Regions from separate parts of the Homo sapiens genome. Here region 1 is linked to region 2. Evidence: read pairs that join two places in POLR2A ChIA-PET (ENCODE). Cell type or tissue: HepG2. All regions are shown on one strand. Each heading gives the region's core, and the rest is flanking DNA. Links, peaks and the distances in the headings are about the cores only. Region 1 overlaps HMGA2 (high mobility group AT-hook 2). Region 2 overlaps HMGA2 (high mobility group AT-hook 2).

Region 1 (10,639 bases), core at 1,060-9,059, 80 kb after region 2:
GGTGAGGCAAGAGGAAGCGGCTCGCTACAGGGAAAAGCAATGGACTAGAAGTCAGGAAACCTGGCTCTTGTCAGAGCTAACAAGGTTGTGTGGCCTTGAACTGGACACAATTGCTCTGGGTTTTCATTTTGTCACCTGTAGAATATAAGAGGATTTAACTATATAATCTCTACACCAAGTCTAGCTTTATAGATGGGAAGACCAAGGACCACACAGACCAACATTTTAATACTTTCAAATTCACTGTTCTGGCATTGCTTGGACCTCAGGGACAGAAAGCAGGACACAGGAAACAGAACTGCAGTCTTCCATTTGCCTCAAGCCATGCTTACTGCAGCAATGTGGCCACATTTATTTTGGTTGAGTAAGGCCCAAAGGAGTTTGCTATGGAAGCAACAGCAGCATATGCTGATATTCTATAATTATTTTCTTTCAAATATAACTTTTTCTGCACTTCCAAGATTGTCAAAAATGTCTACAGCTGATTCAAAAGCATGATTTTTGTTTAAATAAGATAATAGTTACCACCAAAAATAAAGAATATCACTTGTAATTCGTAGATATTTGAAGTGCCAATAGTCAAAAAGCATTAGTCCAAAAAAAAAAAAAGAAAAAACAGCTCTTTGTATGCCACAGCATAGCTGGGATTTAGGATCCAACAGGGCTTTTGGTCCAAATATACTAAATGTATTCTCCAAAAGAATCCCATAATGATCACATTGATAGTGTTTTACTCTTCAGTTATTATGATCAATCATTATCATCATCATCATCATCATCATCATCATCATCATCATCTGTGTTCTGGTTACCTAAACAAACACTCAGATTCTAAGAGTGACTAGTGGAATGCAATAGACCTTGGCCATTCTTAAATGTTAATATTCACAGTTTGAACTGTTTGCAAATCCATTTTTTCTCAGACTAGAGTGCAGGCCTGAGACATTTAGCCTGGAGGGGCAACTTGGCCATCTGCCTAGTGTTTGCATCTTAGCACAGCTTTGCTCTGTGTGTGTGTGTGTGTGTGTGTGTGTGTGTGAGAGAGAGAGAGAGAGAGAAAGAGAAAGAGAGGGAGAGAGAAAGGAAAGAGAGAGACATAGTTGTAATATGAAATTTTTATTTGGGGAACCTAAACATTACAGTGGCATTCTCAAATGTGGATCTTCCTAAATGTGTCAAGATGACATGGTTCTACTATAATTGTTCTAGAGACTGGGCCAGATAGCCAAAGTACAATTAACAGGACAGTTTTCTCAGTGAATATCTGCCCGCAAGGACATTTAAAATCTATGTGAAACAAGGAATTTCCAGGGGATGAAGGTATTCATCCACAACTTCAGGACGAAACAGGCATGTGTTTCAATATATCCCAAAGGGCAAGCAGGTACTCAAATACGCCTGTTGTATGTGCCTTCAGGAAAAGCAGGTGTGTTACACTCCCAGGCCAATCCTTTCTTTCTTTCCTGGCCTCTGAAGTTGGCAGAACTCTGAATGCAGTACAAAAGTGTAAGTTACTTCAGGCAAGCAGTTAGCTGTGTGCAAAGCCCACCTATGATTTTGCCAGGGCCAGCCAGACCTTTATAATGAGGGAATGTGAAAGAGTAACTGCACAGCCAAAGACAGGAACCATGGGCCAGAATTCCTCTCCCCACATTCCTACAGTCATGCAAAGTTCTTGTGTACTTAGAGAAGACAAATTTAGTGTATGTCATCATGGGATGTGCCACAAACTCCTGAGCAACTGACAGTCTTAAAAGAATACCGGAGTGGGGAGGGAGAGCATCAGGAAGAATAGCTAATGCATGTTGGGCTTAATACCTAGCTGATGGGTTGATAGATGCAGCAAACCACCATGGCACACATTTACCTATGTAACAAACCTGCACATCCTGCACATGCACCCTGGAACTTAAAAAATAATAATACCTTTGGTAGTGAATACATGAACCTACATGTGATAAAGTTGTATATAACTTGATGCTCACACATACACACACACAAATAAGTACATGCGAAACTGGGGAAATCTAATCGCGATGAATGGATTGTGTGAATGTCAACATCCTAATTGAGATCTTGTTCTACAGTTTTACAAAATGCCAGCATTAGGGGAAAACTGGTCAAAGCCCACAAGGCACGTCTCTGAAAGAAAAGGGGGCTAATTTTTCTCTCTACCAGAGAAAGGGCACGAAAGAAAGTTTTATTTAAAGAATTTTTTTATTTTGAAAAACATAAATGTGTAAGGCTATCAAAATGTTCCTTTCTATATTGATGTTTCTCTTATCTAGCAATCTACAGAAAATGTGGAGGGACTTCCTTCTGACCTTTTTGTAAAAGGAACAGAAGATGTCAACAAGATAACAAACAACGTAGGTGGAACACAGGATATCTCGAAATGTGTACCTTCATCAGCCATTTTTCATGACAAACACTTTGAAATGTCCCAGCATTACACATAGTTTAAAAATTCTGCATTAAGTTAAAACTCATTAATCCTGTAAGAGTTCTTATGATTCATGAGCATGGGAAGCCTTGTTGTAAATACAGTGCGATCATCTCTCCTAGATTAACTACAGTGTCTGGAACTGCATTCCCACACATCTGCCTCAGCTTTTACTATGGACTTTAATTAGGGAACTTAATGCTTTGGTGGCATTCTCAAATTTGGATATTTCTATTTGAGATCCAGAGAGAGACGGGAAAAGCAACTGAATTTATTGAGCACTCACGATGCGCCAAGCACTGTGCATTGAGCTGCCTAGACCAGGAAGGGTGGGACCCCTGTGCGGCGAGGATGCAGGCTCATGCCCCAGACATGACATCACATTACCACTCTGCCCGCTCAGAATCACTGACTTAGGAGGCCAAAAACGATTAAGCGAGTCAATGGCTAAGGTCACAGACAGCCATAGAGAAAAGGGCCTCGGGAAAACAGCATCTACAAATCCCATATGGATCACTGCGGCTGATTTTATTAGAATACTGAAACACATAAAGTAATCTGCAGGGATATTTAACCACATTCCACTCTAGACTACTCAAACTTATGTACTTTCAGCCCCATAATTAAATATGAAACAAAACTGAATTGAGGCAAGGAAACCAAAAGATTAATACAGTACAAATATGGGGGGAAGTTTCTTGCTTCTATAAACTTGAACAGTATATTCAACAGATTTAAACTTGAACAGTATATTCAACAGATTTTAAATCTGTTGATAATTACGGTATCACATGTAAGTATTCATTTAAGCATTACCATGTCCAGGCTACTTTCTTTTCTCCCCAGTTTCAGTGCTCTTAGACAGTCCTCATGGTTCAGCTGTCACAGCCAGGACAATCAATTTTCCAACTGGTCTTCTCCAGTGCCACACTCCCAGTTCCCCACACGTCAGTCGGCAACCTTCCCCCTCAGACTGTACCACTGCAGACACGGCCATTGTCCTCTCCTGCCTGGGATCACTGCAACCTTCCAGGTCATTTCCACTCCAAGCCATCCTCAATGTCCCAAAGTTTCCTTCTCATTTAGATATGTTTTGTCCATGATGTTCTGTTGGAACTTGGCAGTGAATGTCTTAAGAGACGAATTCTAAAATCCTCCTCTTCAATGTCTACTACTGGAGAGGTCTCTTCTGCTCATCTCTCTCTCCTGGGCACTTCACCTATTTATTACCACATAGATCATGTGGCACTCTCTTAACCTCACCCAACCCTGCTTATTTATTCACTACTTCTGCACATGAACCCAATACCTTTCATGTTGGAATTCTTTTGATATGTCTCTGTGATACATCTGAAAGTTGTCAGTTTTAGCCTTTCAACCATAAGAGCAGATGGAAATGGAAAAAGAGTAAATGCCTCATAAACCATTAGATAAGACAAGGGAAAAGCTGAAGATAGCAAGCTAAGTGTTAGAAGTTATATAAATAACAGGAACAATTTCATTCACCCTATTGTAGTATATGAAATTTTAATTATTATTATTATTATTTTTTGAAACAGAGTCTCGCTCTGTCACCCAGGCCAGAGTACAGTGGTGCAATCTCAGCTCACTGCAACCTCCACCTCCCGAGTTCAAGAGATTCTTTGGCCTCAGTCTCCCGAGTAGCTGGGATTACAGCAGCGCGCCACCATGCTCAGCTAATTTTTGTATTTTTTTCTTTAGTAGAGATGGGGTTTCACCATGTTGGCCAGGCAGGTCTCGAACTCCTGACCTCAGGTGATCCACCTGCCTTGGCCTCCCCAGGTGCTGGGATTGTAGGCGTGAGCCCCCGCATCCAGCTAGTGTATGAAATTTTAATTGCTGATACTTACTGCTGTTACCTTATGATTGCAAGGTGCTTTATTTGTACAAATTATTTGTACAAATTATTTGCACAAATTGTACTTTGTACAAATTTGTACAAAGTACAAATTACTTTCAAATTATTTGTACAAATTATTATTTGTACAAACTGTACCTTGTACAAATTTGTACAAAGTACAAATTACTTTCTTATATTATTCTGACCACAACCCAGACAGGAAGACAAAGAAGATATGACAATTATTATCCCTCTTTTACATAAGAGCAAGCAGGTTCAAGGATAAGTCACCTGTCCAAGGTCACAAAGCTAGAAATTCATTAAGTCAGAATGCAAGTCAGAAAGGCCTTTCATCACGAACGTAGTGTTCCATCTACCATATCATTTGAAGTCTCATTCAGAACCGTGATTAGTGGGTTAGAAAAACAGGACATAGTGAGAAAGACTTGGGAATGTTATTGTGGAAAATGGAAAGCTGACAACATATTTTCACAGGGTTTAAAACTAATGATTTTTTGTTGTTGTTGTTGTTTTGAGACAGAGTCTCGCTTTGTTGCCCAGGCAGTGGCATGATCTTGGCTCACTCCAAACTCCGCCTCCTGAGTTCAAGCTGCTCGCTGGAATTACAGGTGCCCGCCACCACAGCTGTCTAATTTCTTGGTTTTTGTTTTTGTTTTTGAGATGGAGTTTCGCTCTTGTCACCCAGGCTGGAGTGCCATGGTGCAATCTCAGCTCACTGCAACCTCTGCCTCCCAGGTTCAAGTGATTCTCCGGCTTCAGCCTCCCAAGTAGCTAGGATTACAGGCATGCGCCACCACACCCGGCTAATTTTTTGTATTTTTAGTAGAGATGGGGTTTCACCTTGTTGGCCAGGCTGGTCTCGAACTCCTGACCTCAAGTGATTGACCTGCCTCGGCCTCCGAAAGTGCTGGAATTACAGGCCTGAGCCACTGTGCCAGGCCAAAATAATGGTATTTTGAGCATTTACTAGGTACTGGATACTTTAGCTGAAACTACAATGGAGATATTACCAGCCTCATTTCACAAAAGAAGAAATTTAGTCTCAGAGAGGTAACAAAGGCCTAAGGTTAGTAAGTGATAAGGTTCAGACTCAAATGCAGATATGTTAAGACCCAAAGTACGTACACTTTACAGTACCCCAAGTAGGAAGATATATTTTGAAGAGGAACATAGCAGATGTTCTCTGTCACCATTAAGAACAAGACAAGAGGAAATGGACTAAGAACCGTAAAAGGAGAAATTCTAGGTTGAATACATGAAGACCCTCCTGTCACAGGAAAGACGATTAAACTTGTACACCACTGTCAAGGATGCTCATGAAATCTCCTTTCTAAATTGCTTTTTTCATACACATAAGGATGTTTTTCTACCAAAGATAACTTCAAGACTGCAAGTGAATTAATCTAAACATTTTCTTGGACACAAAAATATCTCAGACTCAAAAATAAAAAAATAAATAAAAGCACAGGATAAAACACCCAAATTTTCATACAAATTGGGAAATTTTGTGTTTGCCTTATGGATATAAAATGTCAGCTTCTCTAAATGTTTATTGTAATATATTTGTTTCAAAGATAGCAAATAGTAAGTCTGAATACTTACCACATTATTACAATCCCAGCAGAAAAGTCTTTTTTTTTAGTAAAAAAAAAAAAAAATTCGGTCTCTTCATACTGTGACTATGTAAGGCCAAGCTCTCTCACACTACACAATCTAAGTGCATTGATCATTCTATTAAAGCAATAATATACATAACCCATTTGCTTTATCATAGCAGGAAACAATGCAGTACAAGTGAGTTTAGTGTGAATTAGTTTCCTGTAAATACTGTGGCTCCCTAAGAACTTCCAACAGTGCAAATAGGGTCATAGCTGTAACAGCTTTGTTCCCATAGGTCTTAACAGTTGAAAAGGATCCCAACTGATCTCCACTAAGATGAGTGATTTAATAGCGAGGGGGACTACATGTTAGAAAAAATTACCTATTTATTGCTTATAAAATTATGGATTTTAAATGGTTTTATGTAGCTCATCAATTGTCTAAACAGGATGGAAGGCACAAAACTTTAAGCCTGGCTGATTTGATGACAAATTTTAATATCCACAAAAAATTCAACCACCAATAGAGGAAGGGCAATACTAAATAAAAAATAGAGGCTAGGCACAGTGGCTCACGCCTGTAATCCCAGCACTATGGGAGGCTGAAGCAGGCGGACCATTTGAGGTCAGGAGTTTGAGACCAGCCTGGCCAACATGGTGAAACCCTGTCTCTACTAAAAATACAAAAATTAGCCAGGCGTGGTGGCAGGCACCTGTAATCCCAGCTACTCGAGAGGCTGTGGCTTAAGAATCGCCTGAACCCGGGAGGCGGAGGTTGCAGTAAGCCAGGATCGCGCCATTGCACTCCAGCCTCAAAAAAAAAAAAAAAAAAAAAAAATACAGAGCCTACCATTGTCTTGGTTTGGTAGTCTGGAGATGACCACTCTCATTTAGGAAAATCTCAATAGCAAATCCAAACAATGTCATTAAGCTCTACCACATTGCTATGTAAGAAATTATAATAAGGAGAATTAGGACTGGGAATGAGATATTTTTCACCAAATATATATGGAAAATATGTAGTCCAAAGATATGAAAGGGGAATAAGGGATTTATTTATTGATTTGTAAATCAAACTATACTTTCTCTTAAAAGAGAAATTTTAGATTAATAGCACAGAATGAACATGTTATAAGATGGACAGCATTATCACTCATTGCCTTTTCATCCTTTCCTTAAAACTTATAAGGTGTGCATCCAGTGCCAAGAATGTCCATCTCTCAAGAGAATGAGGGGACACAGAGATGGCCATGTTCATACATTCTAACTCCACCCCTAGGAGAGTGGGCCCAGGCATGCAAATGCCTCATCAAGTTTCCACTAGAGAATTTAAGGAATACTGAAGTTGGACTACCTGAGAGAATAATGGCAGGAAAGAAAATGTAGGGACAGAGACCCTGTAATAAGGAAATTACACTCGAGGATCAGCTTCTGACACAAACTGCGTAGGATGTATCTTTTCTGACATCAGAATCATTCTGAACAGGAAATAATAAGGGACCGCAAAACAAACAGTGCTTTCTAGAACATTACCAACCATAATCGTATGAGTCCATGTTCCTCCATGCACATACAGTTATTATCTCACCTTCTTGGGATTTAGTGCTTCCTGCACTGGGGAACTGCCTTAATATTGAAGATATTTGGGTTTTCTGGGAACTTGGTAAACCTGCACTTCCGTTATTGGTAATGCTTAAACTTTTTTTTTTTTTGAGACGGAGTCTCGCTCTGTCGCCCAGGTCGGACTGCGGACTGCAGTGGCGCAATCTCGGCTCACTGCAAGCTCCGCCTCCCGGGTTCACGCCATTCTCCTGCCTCAGCCTCCCGAGTAGCTGGGACTACAGGCGCCCGCCACCGCGCCCGGCTAATTTTTTGTATTTTTAGTAGAGACGGGGTTTCACCTTGTTAGCCAGGATGGTCTCGATCTCCTGACCTCATGATCCACCCGCCTCGGCCTCCCAAAGTGCTGGGATTACAGGCGTGAGCCACCGCACCCGGCCTTAAACTTTTAAGTTATGTAACATTGCTAGCTATTATTCTAACTGAAGTACTTACTCCCATGTTGACATAAGCCTAGGATTTCAGGTTGTTGTCCCCAGTAAATCTTTAGTTGTACACCCTACTGCCTTAATGTATCACTTTAAGTGCTTTCAAATGCCCTTGAAAGAAACAAATAGAGTAATTGACTTTTTACTTTTCTTTATTCTCATGTTAGTACTAAAAATTAACAGAAAGAAAATGGGACACAAATAGGCCATTAAAATAAGTTTTTGTAAAAAGAGAGAGAGAAAGAGAAACTACCTTAGAAAATTAGTTCATGAGGTTTGGCCAATAAAGCTGTCTTCTGTTTTTCTGATGATCCAAAATTGTGACAAAAATCCTTCTAAGGTACAGCATAAGAGTCTATTTTGGAAAGCAGAATGCTATTTCCAGGAGTGAGGGAATGGAAACATTAACATAGGGCAAGACATTCGAAGTTTCTATTGGGCCTGGGTGATAGTGGCTAGCAGCTTACTTCTTTAGTGGAGAGGCATAAGATGGAATTCAAAATTATTACAAATACTGCTTTGATGCCTATAGGTTGTGCTTTTTAAAAAAAACCTGCTGTAGCCTCTTTGGAAATACAAATCATTAGTTTGGATTTTTTTAAGTCAAAGAATGTAATTCAAATCCACATTCATTACTGGAAAACAAAAATTCAAAGGCCATCCTTTATACACACTAAAGAAAAACTGTCATCCTACTCACCGAACATTTAGTAAGCACCATTATGGGCCTGAGACTGTACTAACATCAACAATTATGACCTATTGAGAGCTTGACACATGCTGAATAAAGTTTTTTTGATGGCTTCTCATTTAATTCTTATGAAACAATCCTACCAGACAAAAACTATGATTACCCTTTGTTTTACACACAGGGAAACTGGGGCTGGGATGATCAACAACTTGCCTTGATTAAGCTGATACCTGAACCCAGGCAGTCTGAGCTCTTAATCACTTTGCTGAATTCCCTCCTATGTCCTAGGTGCTGAGGTTAAAAAGATAAATAGGAGATATGCACCCAACCCTCAAAGAGCTCATTTTAAAACACAAAGGGCTGCACTATTCAGAAATATTAAAGTATATAATTAAGTTGCTATAAGACCTGGTGATTTAAAAATTATTTGATAAGCATAAATTATATTGAGTATGCACAAAGAGGAAAAATAAGGTCACCATATGTTAAATGGCTCAACAGAATTTTCCTGTTTTTTTCTGATTCCCTTTTTCTCCCTCTTTTTGGAGCCTGTACCTGACGATTTAACACCCATCTTTTTAACCCAATACTAACTAGATGAAATTTGACTACTTTGATAAATCAAATCTGTATACATTTTGTATTAGCTTATATATTTGCTGTGAAGATAATGAGAGAATGTAACCCCAGGCACACAGCACATAGCACAACCAATTCATATATCATATATAAGTGTGTGTGTGTATATATATAGTATGTATGTATACATATACATGAACATTCAAATTATGGTGTTAATATAGGTAAATTCAAATAGTGTGTCATTAGGATTTGGAAAGCAATATAATTACTTCTATGGAAGGACTTAAATTCTAAAGAGCTCAAAATACTTGAAAACTGTAATTTAATTTAGCCTCCTAACATCTGAAGCATAGAATAATAATCTACCTGGCAGGTATCAGGTTATCTCTTTAGAGCTCCCCAGACTATAAATTCCCCAAAGGCAGCCCCACCTATCTTGTCAGCCTTGACATCCCTAGGACCCAGCACAGACTTGATTTATAATCGTGTCAGAAGGCTTTGGCAAAATGTTTAGACAAATGGGAAAATCACAAAATCAAAGGGTCTCAGAACTGGAACTCTAGGGTTTAAATGATCCAGCCAAGAAAGAGACAAGCAACCAAATAGGTGAACAACAACAACAAAAAAAGTGTTTCAGTAGCCTCCGTCTCTATCTCTGTCCTGTACATGCTGTTCCTTCTGCACAACATCACGTTTAAACAGGCACTCGAGGTGCATTTTCTGAGTTAATGCACTGAAATTACAGTACAATGTGATAACACGGGCTTTCCCTGGTCATATAGTTAGGGTTAGCTCTGTGGCCTCTTAACACCCAAACAGGACTCTTTCAGCATCATAAGACAAATTCACTAAACCTGAATTGAAAGAACTACATTCCACAACCTGAGTCTAATGTAAGCATAGATTTGATGCCATTCTTCTGAATCTGAACAGAGGCTAAAGACTTGCCAGAACAAGCTTGACCAGCAGCCATTCATCGTTTACTAAGGAAATGCTCAAAAGGGACTCTTGTTTACTACGGCATCCTGAAAAAGACTTTTTAACTAACTTATAAAACCACGTTTATTGTAAGAATGAAAAAATAATGAATGAAAAACAAATTTCAGTGTCATGGCTGCATTCAGTGATTCCTGAGGACAGGGTTGGGGGCGAGCCTGGATGTAGATAATCTGAAAACCTTATGTTGGCTGTTACTCTCAGCCTCCTTCTTACCAAGCCTTTTACCAGAGCTGACCCCCTGTTCCTGACCCTGCCCCCCATCTGGTGGAGGCGCTAATGAGCAGTGAAATGGCCAAAGGGCAGGCAGCAGGGGGGAGGAGAGAAAACAAAGCAAAGAAGGGGACAAGAGGCTGGATCATCACAAACTCAATAATCAGTCCCTGGATGATAGAGCTG
Region 2 (10,639 bases), core at 1,477-9,476:
GCTCAGTATCAATAAATGTAGTACCACTGTGATGAATGATTACAGGTCTCTCTGTATTATCAATGTAAAACCTGCACTCTCTGATTTGCAAGTTAGTCACTTAAGCCTGGCCGTTTCTGTGGCGTTTGGAATTCTAGTTTCAGCTGCACAGGAATATGTATGGCAACCAGAACAGGATTTTTTATGTGCTTTGTTCACCTAACTTGTGCAGGACAATGGCAATTTCCTTTGTATTGTGTGACGCAGAGTTCATAGGCATACATTTCACAAAGATGTTATCTAGACTGATTTCCTTCATTCAGCTCTAGCCTGGCTATTTAAAGTACTTGATTTGTGGATAGGGATATCCTCCCCCCACATTCTTGTAAGGCCAAAAAAAAAAAAAATGAATGGAACAAAAGATTTACAGAGAGAGCAAAGAACACACGCATTCATAATATTAACAAGGAACAACATTACTTAATAGTAAAAGGAAAACAGCTTAATAATAGTGGCTTGCAAACTACATCTGACCCACAGATTCCATTTGTGAATGGGTCCAGCCATGTGAACATTAAAGCTATATGTATTAGACATGTATGAGAATTCCCTGTAGCTTTTTTTCATAATATTACTGTAACAGGACGCTGCATCAAGAATGCAGTGCCTTAAGCACTTAACTGCTACCCTGCAAGACTTTACAGCTTAAAGTACTTCCCTTGTTCTCCTATCTTCAAAACACCCTGGGCTGCTGGGAAAGAGATCCAGACTTTAAAATGTACTATTGTTTGAGATTGCTTTTGAAAGGAACATCTATTTTATAAAATTTAATTAATGACTACCAATTACATTTCAGGATTTGAAAGAAAAAAAAAGCTTCTTTTTCTTCAACAGTTACCACTCTCTAAAAATAACTCTCAGCAAGTTACAAAATTAGAATTTCATTAAAAGCAAACTTAATTTTTCCATGTTCAAAGTTATGTGTTGCTTACAAACTACCTTTAGTATGCTTAGGCTGTTAAAGAGTTGACAGATACACTTTTCTCCAAGATCATAACAGTAAGTATTCACACTATGATGTCTGCATGTGTGTTATGCAGACAGAAAAAAAAAAAGAAAAACCCAAATTCAAACAGACGTGTAGTTAGGCTATAACGAGCATGTATAACACACTGCAATTATGCAGATATTTCTGTCAAAGAGATGTCATTTACTCAACAAATTTTCAAATAGCTGCTTTGTGCTTAGATGACTAATAGATTATTCTCGAGCAAATGTTAAGCAGCCATCTAATAGATCACATTCAACTATAAGTTCACTGTTTAACAAGTTATAATGGTGCTAATAATTGATAAAATTCCCTATATACATATAAGCTTAGAATTAAGCTAATTTTTCAACCTATTGTTTGACATCAAATGGAACACAAAGCTAATATGGAAGAGCTTGAATGTTGGAACAATCTAATTTTCTTGATGCTTCCCCAACAGACGCAACAACTACAGTATCTTCAGGATGCAAAGCCATACAGGCGCTGTCAGTTCCCTTCTACTGGGGGGCAAGAAAACCTCCCTTTGAGCTGTGGTGACAGGGTTACATGGGAGGGTTTGGTTGCTCTTCAGTTCAGAAGCCATCACTGCCAGCACCTGCAACTTGCTGCTCTGCACCTTCTGCTCTGACCACTGGTGAGAGAAGTCACTCCTTCCTTCTCTTGCTCTTAAGATCCCTCTTAAGTCCTGCAGGGTAACACCTGCTTGGCTGCCACAGAGGTGTCTGGGTCTCCTGGTGCCTTTATGGATACTCACCACTCATGCAGGGTCTTCAGGGAGAAGATGAAGAAATCAACAGCCAGCAGCATGAAGAATGCCAGCCTCTAGGTTGAGTGATTTCATTCACAGTTCCTCAACCTATGTGCAAATCACTTTCAAGTGAGGAACTTCTATTCATGTGAACAAATGTAAGCATCAGAACAAAAGTGCCTCAGTTCTGCTCATCACAAACAGATGACATTTGTGGGTGTACCAACAGCCTTTATAGAGAAAATGGAGGTATGATTTGGTAGAAAACATAGAGGCCAAGGCTCTCAGGAAGACAGATTTTGCATTCTCTGGTTATAGCCACAACATATTAGATAGTAAAATCACAGGAATGTCGTTGAACAAGTGGGCTGGGGTATAAAAGGAACCATTCTACAGCATGAATTCCAGTATTCTCCTAATGAAAAGGAAAAAGACCAAAGCATAAAAGTATGCTGATGTTATTAGAGAATATGGTCATTGCTACACAACTGGAAAAAGTGAGCATGGGAAAATGTCACTGGATCCAGGCAATACTGGTTTTATCCCCCCAGCCCCTGTATTTTATCAATGGTTGCACAGTGCCACTGTTGAAAATCTGTATAAATTCACAATTACTCCAATTATATGGAATAATATCTCGCAATGTAGCCATTTAAATCTGAATTAAAGCACTTAGAATGTATTTTCTTTAAGTGGCTCTTTTTGAAAAGATGTGAGAATTCCCTATTCTTTGAGGGCTACTGTTCAGTGAATATACAAACACATGTAAACTTTTTCTGCTACTGCAAGCTGAGGCAGAAGAGAAGGTAGGATATAGTTGATATAGGAGTTTACAGAAGAGTTCTGTGGCTTTTTCTGAGAACTCATATCTGGGCATACTCTGTCCCAGGGCAGTTCTATATTAGTGATAAAATTGGTCTACGTTGGCATTGCTTTCTTCACTCTATTATGGTGTTTGTTCATGGCCCTATGGGTTCAAACAAATTAAGGACAGGTTAACTCTTCTTACAAATGGTTAATAATCATTTAGTGATTAGGGAAAAATTGTCACTGTTGCTTACTCCTTATAGAGTGCATACCAGTGTTTAAAAAGATAAAGACATTTTTGATGGATACCTCCCACTATCTTTTATATTTATTCTTTCAGTCAACCATAATTTCAGAATAACAGACTTACCTATGCATAGCTACTGAGGAAGCAAGGTATAGTTTGGTAAATTTTTTAAATAATCTTTTTATCCTTTAGCATTAATTACCTCATTCACTGAATGCATCATTCTGTATACAAAATGTTATTACAAAGTGGATTTCATAAGAAATGCAATCTATTTTGCAGACTATAGTGATTGTTTACACAGGATAAATTAAAGGGGTGCTTTGCAACATCGCTTATGCTTAAAGGACAAAATATTAAGGAGGTTTAAAGAAAACTTACAGCTTAGTTTTGTGTCTGGTCAGGTATATGTAATTTTTAGTACAATAATAAAAAACAAACTTTCATGGAGTTCTGCAAAGGTCTTTCCTGTATATCAGCATGTATATGAAGAGACCATGTTTACGAAGCACGGAATCGTCCCCAGGTTACTCTTGGCAGCTGATAATGAATGAAGGAAACATTTCAAACCTATGCTAGTCTACCTCCAAAGGCCCTACTTTATCTTCAAATTATACTAGATAGGAGTGTAATCATGATAAAGAATTCGTAAGAATGCAGTTCATCCCCTAAATATCCTAGCTGAACTTCTCAAAGTGATAAGGAATGCTCCTCTGTCACAGCCCAAGAATAAACTTAGCATATATAGGACAGAGGTGTGGGAAAGAAAAAACAAGTTGGTGTCTGTGGTATGTGCCCAAGATGCCAAAATCACTGATGTTTTGAATGGCAGTGGCAAGAACAACCTCATTGGCTATAGTCATTGCAATAATTGTTTTTTATAAAGTGAGGACATCCTTTTGAAAGATGGCTGCTTTAGATTTTGCCTTGAACACAAATTTTGTAGACAGTAGACCTGTCACAATGCCCAGAGAGTCCTGTTGCTGCACAGTTTCCCTCCAATTTCTAGAGAAAGTGGCCAATGATTAAAAATTTAAAAAAGCACTCTCATATCTGTAGTACTATTCAAGGAGGGACAGGGCATTACTGCCTGGTGGTAAATACATTCCACACTATTTATCACCAAATAGCTCTATCTGTCATGGTACTGTGACTGGTCCTACACCCAAATTAAGGTTTATAGAATTGAAACTATCCTTTTAACTATCCATTGAACTTGTTTATTCATTTATTTTTTTCATTTATTCAACATACATTCATTGAGTGCCTTCTATACACCAAGCACCAGGGTGGGTACATAGTTCCTGGCATATAGCCAGCATTCAAGAAATGAGAAAGGAAGAAAGAATGAAAGAATATGATCTTTGCCACTTGACAAGTCTAGTGATGCTTATGTTAACAATCAAACATTATCAAGAGAAACATAAAATTACAGTGAATTCATAAATGTAGTTTGAGACACACATATCATGCACATTGGCTGAATTTGCATATACAACCACATTAACAAAATTTGAAGTTAAAATTTGAAGGCAATAACTCAACTATCTGGAAAATTAATATCCCCTGAGATTCCAAGATTAGATGAGCATTTACAGTACCCAGTTTTGACTCCAGCTCTCACTTCCCTCTTCCTTCTGGGAAGAAGAGGTGCAATGACAATTAATGTGAACCTTACATGAAGTATAACTATCTTGTTTTATACTTCTTAGAATGAAAATGCAGATTTCTCGTGCTCGAAAACCTGGACATTGAAGCCAAATATATGCTATGGAAAAATTAAAGAATGAAGGTAACCGGATTATCCAAGTTTACATAGCTTACACTACTCAAATTTATTTTATTTTTTTGAGAGACAGGGTCTTGCTCTATCGCCCAGGCTGGAGTGCAGGGGCATGATCATAGAGCTGCCTGTAGCCTCGAACTCCTAGGCTTAAGTGATCCTCTTGTCTCAGCCTCCTGTCAAGTTTAAACTATTCAAACAAACCTTCATTTCTTGGGTTTGGTAAATATTTCAGTCCTGCATTGACTGTGTCGTTCTGGCGCCCATCCACTAATAGATCCATGCACTTAGAGGTTTTAGAGGAGAAAGGGACATAGATGCCTAATCAGCAATTTGTATGCTAAAAATACCGTGTACATTTGGACACATCTGGATATATTGATACGCACACAAACACACACACACACACACACACACACACACACACACACAAACATCTATAAACTTAGCTCCTGGGTTCCATTCTTGTTGCCCTTGATAAGTAGAGCAGTTATAAGTATATAAAGGATATTTATGTGTGTGAAAATCTCTTAAGTCTTTCAACATTTGATTGCTTTACATAGTTGTGAGATGATGGTTTCGGGAGGGGGTAAAGAAGGAAGTTCCAAAATGTGAATGGTATTTAAATCTCTTAAATTTTTTTCTTCAAAGGAAGAGAAAAAGAATGAAATTATGTTTTCCCTCTTCAACAAGATGGCTTGCAGAATGGCTGTGGGCAGAAAAATAACTTAAAAGAATATAAAGACCCAGTGACTTGAGTCCCTTTCATGAAATATGTGGGTTAAAAAAAATCCAATAACCATAAAACAACCTTTTCTTTGATGCTGAACAAAAAACAAGCTTGAAATTTAGTGCTGCTGAGCAAATGAATGAAAAATACAGATGTCTTTTACCTTCAGCTCAACGCAGATTTGCCATCTGAACAGCTCCATGCTTAATTTAACTCTTTGTATGACTGATCATATCAAAGCATTTAGTTAACAGCAAAGGTTTAAATTGAAACTTAAAAATATACATTTTTTCCTTCCTTTTTTCCTGTCTTAGTGAATTAGAAAGTTCAGCTGCACCATATCCCTTTTCTTGTCCTCCCTGAATTACAAAACTTTAACACATAAAAGCAAAATATGTATGTCTTTTCCTGGTATCGTAATCTAGTCTGATTTTAAAAATTAAGATATCGATTGTTTTATTTAAAATGTAGGACCTTGATGCTATTTTAATTTTCCAAAGTCAGCTCGTAATACCAATTTCCCCAAAGGTCAAAAACAATATATTAAGGAAATACCACCTGCTACTTAGAGCTTGCACAGGAAATTTGCATTTCCACTTTGTAATGCATTATTTAGGGGGAGGAAATGACAGCCTGCTTCATTATCCCAAGGCGCAGAATCCCAATAGCTGCAAAGCAGCAGACAAAAAGCAAAAGAGGCCGGTGTCCATTTTCCCACCAAATATCATGGAAATTACAAATTCAGTAGGAGAAGCCAAAAAGCATGTGTTGAAAAATGCCAAGCTCCCCGCAAACTCTCTCTTCTGTCCCCATGAAAGCCAGGCTTGCCTGCCAGCCCACTTGAGTTGGGCTAGTTCCACAGAGGGGCAGGTACGGGCCCTGGGCACATTTTTCAATCTTTTGTAAATAGTCCCTGAAGGATTAAGGTGGTGGTCATGGCCGTACCCTTTAACCTGCCTCAAAGAGTGAGGGAGAGCTCATGGAGCTTGCCTGTCCAAAGTTCAATAGACCCTTTCTAAAGTTTTATTTACACACCAAACAAGGTTGAAGATAGATTACTTCCTACTGTCTAGCTCACAGGAAAGAAGCATTCTGTTCAGATATAATATATACATTAAGAAACAAAGGAGTTGCTAAAAGCTTCTCCTCTTGTAAGCATTCAACTATACTGGGGCTTACAATATATTCTACTCTGAAATAGGCAGCTTTTCTTGAGTGTATCATCTCTGTCCTCTTTCTTCTCATCTTTTTCTATCTTTCATGGTTTCCCCCCTCTACAGTTCTTACTTCTGTATATAAAAACCTCTATTCCTCGCCACATATCCCATACTTAATATGTGTGACTATTAAAGCCATCTGTCTTGACACATTACAAAAATGCATTCAACTTATCAGTGATTTTATCTCGGTAAGGGCAAACAACCAGTTTATCCAATTGTTTTTCCCCAGTGAGTCAACTGAATATCCTCTTTAAAATGAGGTATTTTCAGTTGAATTTAGTTTAAAATTGAGTAGAAATGAGCATTCACCAAAGTGTTTCGTGTAAGGTGCTTCCTGTGCTTGAAGAGTTGGTGTAAGGTTTTGTCATCTACCTGTGTAAATTAGCTCCTTAAATATACATCTCTTTATAGATGAGATCACCTCTCAAGTGCCCTTCTAGCTTAAGAATTCTGGGATTCGGGGTTTAGGGATAGGTCTTCTGCAATCTAAACACTCCCTTTTTAAATTTGCAGATTTCTAAAATATATATATGATATATATTACATATATACATACATATGTATGTATATAAATATCTAATACATATATACATAGGTCTCTTTAGACATATCAAGTCGATACTTTTTTTTCAATTTTTTAAAACAAGTAAGTGTTTAAAATTAGGATTACTTCCTTTTATCTTCAAAGAGGAAAGGTTTTTACATTTTATAGTCATAATGCACTAAGAACAAACAAAACAAAACTCCGCTTTAAAAATCAAGTATGGGAAGGCTGCAACACTGAACTATAGAGTATGGAAAACATGAGGAAGTCTTGTTACTCAGAGAAATGGTTTGACAAACTTTGGCCAGAGAACAGTCCTCAGTATTTATGTAGGAAGGAGTTTTGAGAACAGAGAAATGTAGAACTTGTCTGCACAGTATCCAAACACCTATACAAAAACTTGGCCACTTCTCTGAATATTTTAATTGCGATTCTAAAAGTTTGCTGTGCATAGACCAATTCTTAAAATGGTAAGAAGGTTAGAAAAAAGGAAATCCCAAAGTAAGATACATACATACATACATACATACATGCATATATACAGTACACTACATATATAAATATATATGTACTCTTTGTCTTTGCATCCTTTATATATGTGTAATCTTTATACGGATATAAATACAGCCATGCACCACATAATGACGTTTCACTCAACAATGAACTGCATATATGGTGGTGGTCCCAGAAGATTATAATGGAGTTGAAAAATTCCTATTGCCTACTGACATTTTGATCATCCACACCCTATGTGTGCCTAGGCAAATGTGTGTGCTATGTCTTAGTTGTTAGCCAAAAAGTTTGAAAATTAAAAAAAATTAAAATTTTCAAAATAGAGAAAAGCTTATAAAGATATAAAGAAAAATATTTCTGTACAGCTACATAATGTGTTTGTGTTTTAAGTGAAGTTTTATTACAAAGAGTAAAAAAGTTAAAAAAATTTAAAGGTTATAAAGTAAAAAAGTTACAGTAAGCTAAGGTTAATTTATTATTGAAGAAAGAAAAATATTTTTTATAAATTTAGTGTAGCCCAAGTGTACTGTGTTTACAAAGTCTGCATAGTGTACAGTAATGTTCTAGGCTGTCACATTCACTCACCACTCACTCACTGACTCACCCAGAGCAACCACAACTTCCAGTCTGGCAATTTCCATCCATGGTAAGTGCCCTATACAGGTGTACCATTTTAAAATCTTTTATGCTGTATTTTTACTGTACCTTTTCTATGTTTAGATATGTTTTGATACACAAATACTTACTATTGTGTTACAATTGCCTACAGTTTCAGTACAGTAACATGCTGTACAGGTTTGTAGCTTAGGAGCAATGGGATGCACCATTTAGCCTAGATGTGCAGTAGGCTGTACTATCTAGGTTTGTGTAAATACACTCTTTGATGCTAACACAACAATGAAATTGCCTAAAGATGCATTTCTCAGAATGTACCCCTATTGTTAAGCAATGTATGATTGAATATATATCTTTATAAAATATATAATATATACACATATATACATACATACATATATATATATATATACTCACATACATATTTTGGGTGACAGAAATATGTATGTATATACATACATATATACATACATATTTTATATATACATACATATATAAAAAATATATATACACACACACACACACACACAGATACAAAGAGAGAGAGAGACAGAGAGAAAGAGACAGACCAATAAGCCTTTATTTTCTATGAGGACAGGTATTTGTATTACCTGAGGACAAGAGAAGTTTGTATTAATCCAGTAAAGATATTTGGATAGCCGAAAATACAATTAGCTGTAAATCAGGGTTCTGGTTTCTAACCCATTTCCTGCTTCTAATAATTAGCTACAAGATCTTGGGCAAGTCTCTGGAACTTGCTAGGTTTCCATTTCTCCATCTCAAATGGAGATCACTGTGATAATTTGTGATTTTATAAAACGTAAAGAAGAGTTTGTCCCTGTCTTCCTCAAAACTGAACTAATTACCAATTTTCTATCACACAGCCACTTAAAAGTGAAGAACTGTCTTTTCCAGTGTGGTTTTTATATTTGGCAGCAAAACCAAACATCTAGTGGAGGCAGAATATGGAATCAAAAGGCACACGTAGCCTTTGTTAAAGCAGCAATTCATCTCTTCAGAAAGTTGTGATCCCTTCCTGGAGCCTGGTATGGCCGTGGATGGTAGCTCACAGGATTAAGTTTCAGAAAATAGGCTTGGTTTTTCTACCATGAAGGGAATAAATTCAGTTCCTATAAGTGTAGCAATTAATGGGCACCCATGGCCATCCCACTATGAGGGGAAAGGGGCCATTTTGTAAAAAAACAATCCAGGGCTGGAACTCAGTTTGAAAATGGTGTTAAGTTGTGCGTTTAAAATGAGTGATAAAACTCCCGTGTGTTGAAAGAAGGCCATGAAACACTGCAACTCCTCCTTGCTTTGCAAAAGAGTAACATCCACGCCATTCACCTAGGAGTCTCCAATGATATACCCTCCTCCCATTACACTTAAGTGGCAAAAAGACCCCTGATTACTGCATGGTAACAGTGATCAACATGGTCACGCAGAAAAGCACTTTTTTTTTCCTTTCCTGGAATGAACAGCGTGCTGCTTCTGGAACTGGAGGCTGCATTTCTGTCACCCAAACCTCTCTCAGAGCTGTGTGTGTTGTGAGACAGCTGAATGTCTCACTGAATGTTTCCTGTGACAATGAGGGTGCTTCAGAGCTTCCCACTGCTGCCACAACCTTTCCTTTGTGATCTTCATGGTTAATGAGACTGTAAACCAGCATCCAAATCAGCATTTGCTGATTGAAAGCAGGTTTAAAGGGCGAAAGAAAATGGTAGTGGTTTAATGATTAAACAACTTTTTACTGCTAAACATTTAAGTTGTTTTAATGTCTAAATCAATACACTTGCAGGATGCAAACTGCAATTAGGTGGAAACAGAACTTCACACTCTTGCAGTTAGAGAAAAACTTGCTACTATCACTTTAAGTGTCAAACTTGTGAACTGGCCTTGAAAGCCTCTCCTCTGCCTCCCTCTCCCCACCTCCGAGGCATTAATTCTATAGAGACGAAGTTAAACACTTAATTTGCAAAACTACTGAGAAGTAAATTTCTTGTTCCAAGGTAACTGGAGTAATTGCCAAATGCAGATAAATCCTCCCCCTGAGTAGGAAGCCCCACACTGTTTTGAAAACAATTCCTAGACTTTGCCCCTGTTGAAGCTGATTGAATGCTCAACCACAAGACTCCACTGTTGTTATCTCTCGCTTACTGCTTTTAGGGGCGGAGTTAACACTTTTCAAAAATCCGAGCTTCCCTAATAAATACAGGGATTTAGTGAAGATTTTGATTGTCTGGGGTTGGCATTCCTGAGGACAGAATAATTTATTTTGCTCTAAGCAGGTGTGTTATGAGAACAGAGGCTATGTTGATAAGAGATCCCTGGGAGCTGGTAATATATTATCTTCTGTAATTTCTTCCAAAAATAGACTTAATGGAAAGAGGATGCATAATATA

What was found. Peaks named below come from ENCODE experiments on the same cell type or tissue, not always from the same donor. Only the 100,000 strongest peaks of a DNase experiment are listed, where the experiment ranks them.
Region 1: POLR2A ChIA-PET joins it to region 2 with 12 read pairs; 4 of 35 experiments call an interaction of 5 or more read pairs at or near these places.

What each region holds. Positions count from the first base shown.
Region 1 is chr12:65,845,859-65,856,497 of GRCh38, reverse strand. All of the region lies in intron 3 of HMGA2 (high mobility group AT-hook 2), which reads right to left. HMGA2-AS1 (HMGA2 antisense RNA 1) reads left to right here. Exons shown (of 3, transcript NR_158985.1): 3 at 4,846-5,271. Among named protein-coding and RNA genes, the nearest start is that of HMGA2, 27 kb to the right of the region's middle. In HepG2, for the core only: no CTCF peak of the experiment used is centred there; a DNase peak (open chromatin) is centred at 1,637.
Region 2 is chr12:65,925,960-65,936,598 of GRCh38, reverse strand. All of the region lies in intron 3 of HMGA2 (high mobility group AT-hook 2), which reads right to left. HMGA2-AS2 (HMGA2 antisense RNA 2) reads left to right here. Exons shown (of 4, transcript NR_199060.1): 4 at 1,470-3,281. Among named protein-coding and RNA genes, the nearest start is that of HMGA2-AS2, 17 kb to the left of the region's middle. RefSeq lists a cis regulatory region at 6,336-6,349 and enhancers at 6,270-6,414, 9,663-10,173. In HepG2, for the core only: no CTCF peak of the experiment used is centred there; DNase peaks (open chromatin) are centred at 6,308 and 8,218.